2 separate regions of the Homo sapiens genome follow, and region 2 is linked to region 1. A link is a contact called in ENCODE Hi-C or POLR2A ChIA-PET data. All regions are on one chromosome and are shown on one strand. Each heading gives the region's core, a stretch centred on a gene start or an enhancer-like site at or near the end of the contact. The rest is flanking DNA. Distances are from core to core; before and after follow the strand shown.

The links. A loop is a pair of places that touch in the nucleus more often than their neighbours do. ChIA-PET counts read pairs that join two places held with the same protein, here RNA polymerase II (POLR2A). Pooled maps may share reads with other maps.
Region 2: a loop to region 1 is called in a map of sigmoid colon, with 2.9 times the contacts of the local background. The contact joins two enhancer-like sites. A Hi-C loop is called at or near these places in 7 of 168 maps with a recorded cell type or tissue (Calu3, PC-9, cardiac septum and 4 more) and 10 of 50 pooled maps. POLR2A ChIA-PET finds 5 or more read pairs at or near these places in 2 of 52 experiments (BJ and endothelial cell of umbilical vein).

Annotation. Positions count from the first base shown.
Region 1 is chr3:25,468,131-25,472,468 of GRCh38, forward strand. The region is part of intron 2 of RARB (retinoic acid receptor beta); the gene reads left to right. Among named protein-coding and RNA genes, the nearest start is that of RARB, 42 kb to the left of the region's middle. Within about 2 kb of position 1,716, at least 15 of the 41 ENCODE cell types and tissues checked have a DNase peak (open chromatin) inside an H3K27ac peak, as active enhancers do.
Region 2 is chr3:25,590,214-25,594,551 of GRCh38, forward strand. It overlaps RARB (retinoic acid receptor beta), which reads left to right. Exons shown (of 8, transcript NM_000965.5): 6 at 3,290-3,494; 7 at 4,307-4,338. Among named protein-coding and RNA genes, the nearest start is that of TOP2B, 73 kb to the right of the region's middle. Within about 2 kb of position 2,443, at least 12 of the 41 ENCODE cell types and tissues checked have a DNase peak (open chromatin) inside an H3K27ac peak, as active enhancers do.

The DNA of each region.
Region 1 (4,338 bases), core at 466-2,965:
ATGTCCATTGACTTCTCTGGGCCTTAGCCTATCTGTAAAATGAAAGCAAATCCACAAGTTTGAACCCAGTACCATGTCAAATACAGACATAAAAGCAGTGAACCTAATAATGGCACTGATTTCTTGTTAGGGCTGGCTTACGTGGAGTAAGAGGTCTCCAGTGTTTGTACGTCCAAGTGTGGAGTAGAGGGAAGAAGAAAACTACCCTTGTTGGGTGCCTTCTGTACACTAGGCATTTGGGCTTTTTTTTTTTTTTTTTTTTTTTTAACCCATAGCGCTTTTATTTCTCACAACAGCTCTGCAAGGTAGGCTCCGTGACCCACATTTTATAGATGAGGTAACAGAGGGTCCGAGTAGTTAAGGAACGTGGCCAAGGACACACAGCTAGCCTTTGCTAGAGCTGGGATTCAAATCCTTTTCCTGTTAAAAAAAACACCCCACTGCTTCAGCCACACTTAGACAGAAGGTCTGAAGCAGTGGTGTGTTATGGTCTAGAGTGGGGGTTTCATAGGCCACCAAATTTAAAACTAACAGATAGGGGCATATTTTTAAAAAACATATTGTCTTGATCATTTCATAAAAGAAATGACATCTCTGCGACAAAAAATTAAAAAAGGAAGCGCTTACAAGGCAGTCAGTCTTTCCCAAGAAGGGACAGTTAGCAGGCAGAACCCACACATGGGCATGTTCCCAGATGCAGCTTTGTCCTTGCTCTCTACATTTTGCCTTTGATGGGTGGAAACTTCCTATCCCTAAGCCAACCTTTGGGGGCCACAATCCAGCCTGTCCTGCAGAAGGCCCCAGGGCGAGGCCTGGCACAGCCGTGATGGCGTGTCTTCTCCACAAGGGCGCAGAGGAAATGCTTGCTGAAGGTCACATTGGTAGCCTTCTATTTAAAGCAGTCTTTTAAGAGTTTAAACTCCACTAGCCCCCTCAGTCCCTCAGGGCTAATTTTGTCCATTTTTCTCATCTGCCTTTGTTTTGCTAGCCTCTGAAGAGAGGGAGGCCCTCATCTCCATGACAGCGTTCGGCTGCTGGGCTGGGTTTTCCTGGCAGACAGCAAGCAGAATGTTCAGTCACAAAAAGTTTTGCAATCAGGAAGATGGATGTCTGCACTTAATTTTAGAACTTCTATTAAATACTTTAAATGAGCTTAATGATTTTATTTGACCAAGGCCATTTAAAACCACATTGTTGTTTTTAATTGGAGTGGATAAACATGAACATGATGCTGTCTTTGGAGAATATTTTTAGCTTTCCTCACTCTGATAGTTGCTTCTGTTTTAGGGGTTTGCTGCAGTATTGATCCCAAAGAACAAAATAACATATCCAAAACAATAACAAAAACAGGACACTCTGTGTACCACTCTGTGATAGCTGAATGAATTATGAAACCTGCCATAAACTTCATTACTATATTGGATCACACAGAGTAGTTTCCCTCATAGACCCAAAAAGCGTCCCTCTGTTCCCTGTTGCTATAATCTGCCAACCATGGAGGATTTACATGTTTCCTCATTCATTCATCAGACATTTATTAAGTGCCTTCCATGAGACAGCTCCAGGATATAGAAATGAAAGTTTTGTGTATATTTTTTCCAATGCTGAATCCCATTGCCTAAAAAATACAGAGAACCAGGCCTGTCCAATAATAGGGATGTAACTGGCTCAAGCCCAGCTGCTGGCTGCTTGGAGGCAGAAAACATGAGAAGCTAGGTGTGGTAAAAGGATTTAAATTCTGGCTTTTGGGGAATGACCAGGCTCAAGTCTTTGAAAGACCATTCCAAACTTTAGGCTGTGGAGAGGGGCTTAAAAAGGGGAACGTGGAGGAGGGGTGGGAGCATGTGGGAGTGGTGCTGGGTGCAAGGTCTGCGTGTTCAGTTCCGGAGGCCGTGTTGAGTCACGGTCCACCTGAAGCACAGCGTGCCATCATTTCAGCAATGCCCGGGTTGTAGACTAACCCTTTTGAGGTAATCTCTGCAATTTCACAGCTGGGTCTCCATACCTGGTTTGTTTAAAAATTAGCTCCTGGAACTTCTAAGTAAGTGCCTAATTAGATAAGCTAGTAGTTCAAGAGAGTGTCTGGTAGGAAGGGAGGAAAACAAAAAGTTTTTAAGTACGTTTTAATGCTGAGAGCAAGAAAAGAAAAAAAAAGTTTTAAAATGCAATTTTAAAGCTAAGCTCCTCGATTACAGGTAAATGGTAAATATTCATTGGATGGATGAATGAATGAGCAAGGAAACAGTGTGGCATGTGCTGTGACAATTGTAGCTAAGGGTTTGATGGGCACAGAGAAGGAGTCTCGGATCCCTCTGACACATTCATGGAAGGCTTTTATAGAAGATGTGATTTTATAGATGTGTAAGCATTTTCCAGATGAGGAAGGGGAGAGGAGTGTTCCAGGCAAAAGTTGAAGATGGGGCTGGAAGGCAAGAGGACTCAGAATAAAATTGCCTATATAGAGTTACATGGAAAAATGGAAATCTATCCATTCTGTTAACATTTATTTTGCATAACCCTATATAAACAACTAGGGATCCATAGGATATTAAAGACACTCAAAAGGACTCAATAAATACCATTTCCTCAGAGAAGCCTTCCTTTGGAACCCCCAGGTTAGGTCCCCCTCTTTTACATTTGCTGTTGTTCGCCTTTGTAGCACTTAACACAATTGAAATTAAGTCATTATTACCAAGTCATTATTACCAAGTCATTAGTTTAATGTCAGCTATAAACTCCAGGAGGGCTGGGCAGGTCTCTCTTGTCACAGCCTTATTACTAGGGCTTTGCATAGTGCTAGGGAGGCGGCACATAGTAGGACGTTAATGTATATATGCTTTTATCATAAGTTATATCTAATTATACAGTAATTAGTGTAGTTATAAATAACGCATAATAAGATATAATTGTATAATAATGCAAATAGTATATTACTTTCATACATTTTATCTAATTATATAATGAATTGCATCTAATTACATAGGGCTTGGGATGATACATTCATGTAAACATTCATGGAATTATATATAAACAGGACAAGGTCTTTGGTGACCAAAGTCTAGCTCATTTCTTAGTAATTTCTGCCTTCTACCTCAGTTAACCTTCATTGCAAAACGTATGTCCTCTCTGATACTATCTTTAGGCAAACTCTTAAGAACTAGTGCCTGGAATGATATACTGACGTGGAAGAGTACTGAGGGCTGTTAGTGCTTTAAGAAAAATCTCAGCTTAGAGAATCTACCTCCATATCGAGGAACCTCAAGACAGCTGAAATGACAATCTACCTTTTCCTAGTAATAATTCCTACGGAAGGAGAAAACACTTTTCTTCTTCTAACAAATTGAGAACTGATTTTGGATTGAAAAAGCAGAAAAATCTGTCTTTTTTTTTTTTTCCTTCTGGTGTATGGATAAACAGGAAGTTGGGGGCGGGGGGAGTGAATTCTGAATTAGCCCGCAACTCTGCGTGTTTTTTTTTTTTCCTTGAGTTGGCGTGGTAAAAATAGTTTATTTAATTTGGTGGTTTTAAGAGGCTTATAAATTTTTTAATGGTTAAACGTTCAGGAATGCTTGTGTAGATGCTTACTTTGCTTGTTGTTTGAAAATATCTAGAACACTTTCATTTGCTGTTTTTGTTATAACAAACTAAAGGTCTGCTATTATTGCAATTATCCTCTTTGTTTCTCCACCTTTTACTAGAAAAGTTAAGAGAGCTTTCCATATTTCCTTCTCCTGGGTGGATGCCTGTAAAGAGGTGATATGAAATGAAATTGTCTGGAAAGGCTTTCCTTCTTCATCAGCCCCCCTCTACCTTCTCATTGTCAGGGCAGGGCTCAGAGCCCTTGGTCTTCCCACTCTCTACAGTTGCCTCTCTCCCCACCCGCGTACCTATGTAAAACCATGGAAATAATAAAACTGTCTTATATCTTACATTCCTATAGCCTTAGTGTTTCTAATGCATTTTCATGTATGAAATTAAATTAAGCCAGGCTTAGCTGAAGTAAAAGTAAACCCCCACAAGGTACAATGTTTGCTACAGGACTTTTTTCTCACATCAGCTCTTGACTGGCAGCCTTCTCTTCTCCACACAGTGATTAGGACTCCTGCCAGTGCTGCAGCTTGTCATCCTCTTAGGTTCTTAGCATCATCTTATTCTAGCTACTGGAATGAAAAGAGAGCGTGGGGGAGGCAGTACACCTGCTTCTTAAAAGCCCCGGCCAAGAATGGCATACCTCATTGGCTAGAATGGGACACGTGACCAAAACCAACTGCAAAGTCGACTCAGAGATGTAGTCTAGCCATGTGCTCAGGTACAGACCTACTTTTAGGGAAAGAAATT
Region 2 (4,338 bases), core at 1,193-3,692, 120 kb after region 1:
AATACATTCTAACTTTTGAGGAAGAAAACCTTTTCGAATAGAATAGTTAGAAACATTTGAGGGCTGCAGTTTGGATATGGATTTCTAAGTGAGTTATTGGCAATTTGCAATGTCCTAAATCCTGGTCTTTTGTTCCTTTCCGACAAATCTCTGGATTCTTTCATTTTTTGCAGGGGACAGATCTCATGCATTCATTTCTTGGCGGCATGTTAAAGCTGCAAAGATTTATTTAGTACCCATTTGATTCCAGACTAGAAACGTATCCCAGGATTTGGGGCCCATAAATATTGAGCATACTAACTTTGTTGTTGTGGTGGTGGTTGTTGAGACAGGGTCTCACTCTGTCACCCAGGCTGAAGTGCAGTGGCGTGATCCCAGCTCACTGCAACCTCCCCCTCCCAGTTCAAGAGATTCTCCAACCTCAGCCTGCCCAGCAGATGGGACTACAGGTGCGCTTCACCAGGCCTGGCTAATTTTTGTACTTTTTGGTAGGGACAGATTTCACCGTGTGGGCCAGGCTGGTCTCGAGTTCCTGACTGCAGATGATCTATCCGCCTTGCCCTCCCAAAGTGCTAACTTTGACTGTCACTTGATAACTCCCTGCACAGACAGTATTTCCTAATGTTTCTCCAGGTAGTTGAAGGAACATCAGGCTGGGGATTGGAAGGCCTGTATTCTAGGCTCTAGCACCATTGCTTGTGTGACCTTGGGCACCACACTTTACTTCCCACTTTCAGGGGAAATGTGAGGCTTTATGCCCAATGACCTCTGGGTTTTCTTACTGCTGTGACATTGGGAATGGCTTCATACCCCATCAGTTACCAAGATGAAGTGAAACAGGTCAACCAGTTGGGAAACCAGTGGAAATGGCTGGGCTAGCTCAGAAAGGCCCCTGGGCAAGTATCTGGGAGGTGAAAATAACGACCCATCAAATGAAGAGAGATCATGGTAGTGTTTTGAGAACTACTCACATTAATGATCAATTGCTAATTCACTATGCCACTTGATCATATAGTAGGAACATTAAGAAGTTTGAGGACATGTCCTGATTTAGATATCTCTCTACCACCCCTCCCAATATAAAACGAAGTTTCTGTTTCCAGGCCACAAGCTCTGCACCCCTCTACAGCAGGCAGGCCAACGTGAATAGTTATGCAGTTATGTGCTGCACAAAAGTGCCCAGTAAGGCCGATATCGAAATCAGTACTGGGCTAAAGATTATCTAACCTTAGAGAGGTGTCTAGGTTTGACTATTGGCGTGGAGAGAAAATGAGGCAGCTGTGGAGCAATGGTTAAAACCATGGGTTCTAGAAAAAGCTGAAATCAAATCATTCTACTAGCTTATGTGACCTAGCATAAGCTATTCAGATTTGTTTCCCCAGCTAATAGTAACAATTCATGGGTTGATAGGAGAAATAATATACTAGTGTTTAGTATGGTACCTGGTAGGTGATCAATAAAACATTAGCTATTACTGTATGTTAGGGATGAAGAGGGCTTACTCATTCAGTTTTCCTCTCGGAGTTTTAACCAATAAGACACTGAAGTCAGACTTTTAAAAATATATACAACAGAGGCGCTGCTGCACCCTCACTCTATAGGATGTCCTGGTGCCTTCCTCCTTATCCACGCTGGAGTCCTTTGTGTAGGGAGAAGGCTGGCTCCTAGGTCACTGCCTTCTTGGAGATTTAGAGAACCCAAAAGCATGTGACCATTGCAGTACAACTGTCCCATCATGGTTCATGTGGTCCAGTGGGTTTGAGGCTCTTGTGGATCCACCACCAGTCAGATAGGACTGTCTTCCCCATGGGAAGTGTCCTGGTCCCAAACCCCCAGTGTTTCCCTGACAAGATGAGAGATTTGACAGAAGTTTTTCTTTTAGGAGACCTGATGGGAATATGGGCAGGATGGAGAGGGCTTTACTACTCCTCCTAGGTAGAGGTCCTGTGTCTTCCTCAGAGGCCACTCCTCTCTGCACATGGCTGTGTAACAGGAATAATGCAGGCCTTTCTGATCACATCTGCCCTCCTGTAGGTTGACACTGAGGTGGACATTCACAGGACTATACCCAGTCAAATTGAATGCCATTATCTGGGAAAAACTTTCAACTTCTTCAACCTCCTGAGTTATTCACTTTTGTCCAGGTGGGATTTACTTCTCTCTGTGCTTCAAGCAGCTCTGAAACTTTTTCAGAGAGAAAAGTCAAGTATGGAAACCTGGTCAGCAGAGACCCTTTATTGTCGGTGCAGAAATGTGGTTCTGGGTGGGGAAGTGCTCTGCAATGCACGGAGCTCCTTACCAGCATTTAGGCTTAATAGGGCAGTGGAAACATGAACCAGGATTGAGTATCTACAGAAGCAAGGCATTTTTAGTTTGTTTTGCTCTGAGTGAGGCCTAGAGGCACAGGGCAGTGAGCAAGAGTCTCCTTAGTAGCTAGCGCCCCAGGGGGCCAACAGGGTTATGTGTCAAGCATACACTGGGTGGGACTGGGAGACTCTGGCAGAGTGACTCAGGCTTTTTGCCTGTAGAAATCCTGCCTACACTTTAGGGTTCGGTTGAAATGCTACCTCTTTATGGATCTGCCCTTGATTTCCTCCTGGCTATTTCTGAGCTTTCCTTTTTCTGAACTCCCTAGTACCTTGCTGGTTTCACTCATGTCCCTTGTATTACAGCTGCCTGTGTAACCGTGTGATCAGAGGCATCATGGGAGAGAGAGCCTAACTTGGGTTTGAGTCAGATTCAGTTACATGTTAACTATGTGACATTGGGCACATCACCTAACCTTTCTGAGCCTTAAGTCCTTCATTTGTAAAATAAGAATAATATTCACTTTACCAAGCTGTTTGAAAGATTGAATGTAGGGTATGTACAAAACTTGATATATACTATGCATTTAATAAATTGTCATTTATTGCAGACTGTAAGCTCTTAAAAAATAGAATCTTATTCATCTTTTTTTTTTTTTATCTCCAGCACCTGGCACAGTGCCTGGGACATAATTAGGCACTCAGTAAATGTTTATTTGAGTCAAGTAATGAATTACTTTTAAAAAGATATTTCTCAAAATTTCTTATGTCCTGTTTAGTGTTTCCTAAAAAACTTTAGCCCCTGGGTTTTGACTTCTGTAGTCTCTTAATGAAAGAGCTAAAGAAGACATTCAACATGTGAAAGGGGGACAGACTGCCCCAAGAGCTCCTTGGAAATCTTCATGTTATTTCCTGCTTACATCTGATTGATGATTTCAGGACAGGATGGCTTAGAACATCCATCAATTTTTTTTTCCTTCCAGATTCTTAGAATTTGCACCAGGTATACCCCAGAACAAGACACCATGACTTTCTCAGACGGCCTTACCCTAAATCGAACTCAGATGCACAATGCTGGATTTGGTCCTCTGACTGACCTTGTGTTCACCTTTGCCAACCAGCTCCTGCCTTTGGAAATGGATGACACAGAAACAGGCCTTCTCAGTGCCATCTGCTTAATCTGTGGAGGTACCAACTATGTAGAAAAGCCTCATGAAATTCCATGAAGAACAGTTTATACTTGTAATTTGTGAAAAATTCCTCATTTCCCTTTTGGAGTTGTTTTACATGGGAAAACATGTGAATAAAGCCAGGCATACATGCCTGGTTTCATTGTATTTTTCCATGTTGTTACAAATTAACTAATGGTATTTGGGATCCTTCTGCTCAGAAAGAAATCCCAAAAAGCTATTACTCCAATTGCCACAGATTTTTTTTCTTAAAGGCAGGATCACACTATTATAAAATGAATTGTCTGGGGACATTTGAATGATGACAAGGGACTTGTATGTGCTGTTTGTTATCTAGTGGGTAGGCATACAAGTATTTGGCTGGGCCCTCCCACCAACCCTTGCAGGACTGGGATAAAATTTAGCTTTCTTCTTTGTAGTGACCCCTACTGGCCTATAGGAGGCTGAATCGTAAGTGGTTAAAAAGTAATGGTTTTAATTAAGGAGCAGATTTATTTTATGCTAAAATAACCATCCTGCTCAAGATTTGTTTTAATTCAGTTTGGTAGTGACACCTTCTGGTCAAAGGAGGTAATTCTTTCCCTGGGACAAAAGCAACCAGGCATCAAAATGTTTATACTACCAAGGGGGGGCAGTTTTTTTTTGTTTTTCAAGTATCACTGCTTAAAGCAACTGCATAAGTCTGCAAATTTGTGTATGTAATTGAATTACCAAATTAATGAACTCATAACAGTAGGAATAAGGAAACAAGGAAGAGGGGAAAAGGGCATAAATCCTGATTTTGTTTAATACTTTATTCCTGGTATCCAGACCGCCAGGACCTTGAGGAACCGACAAAAGTA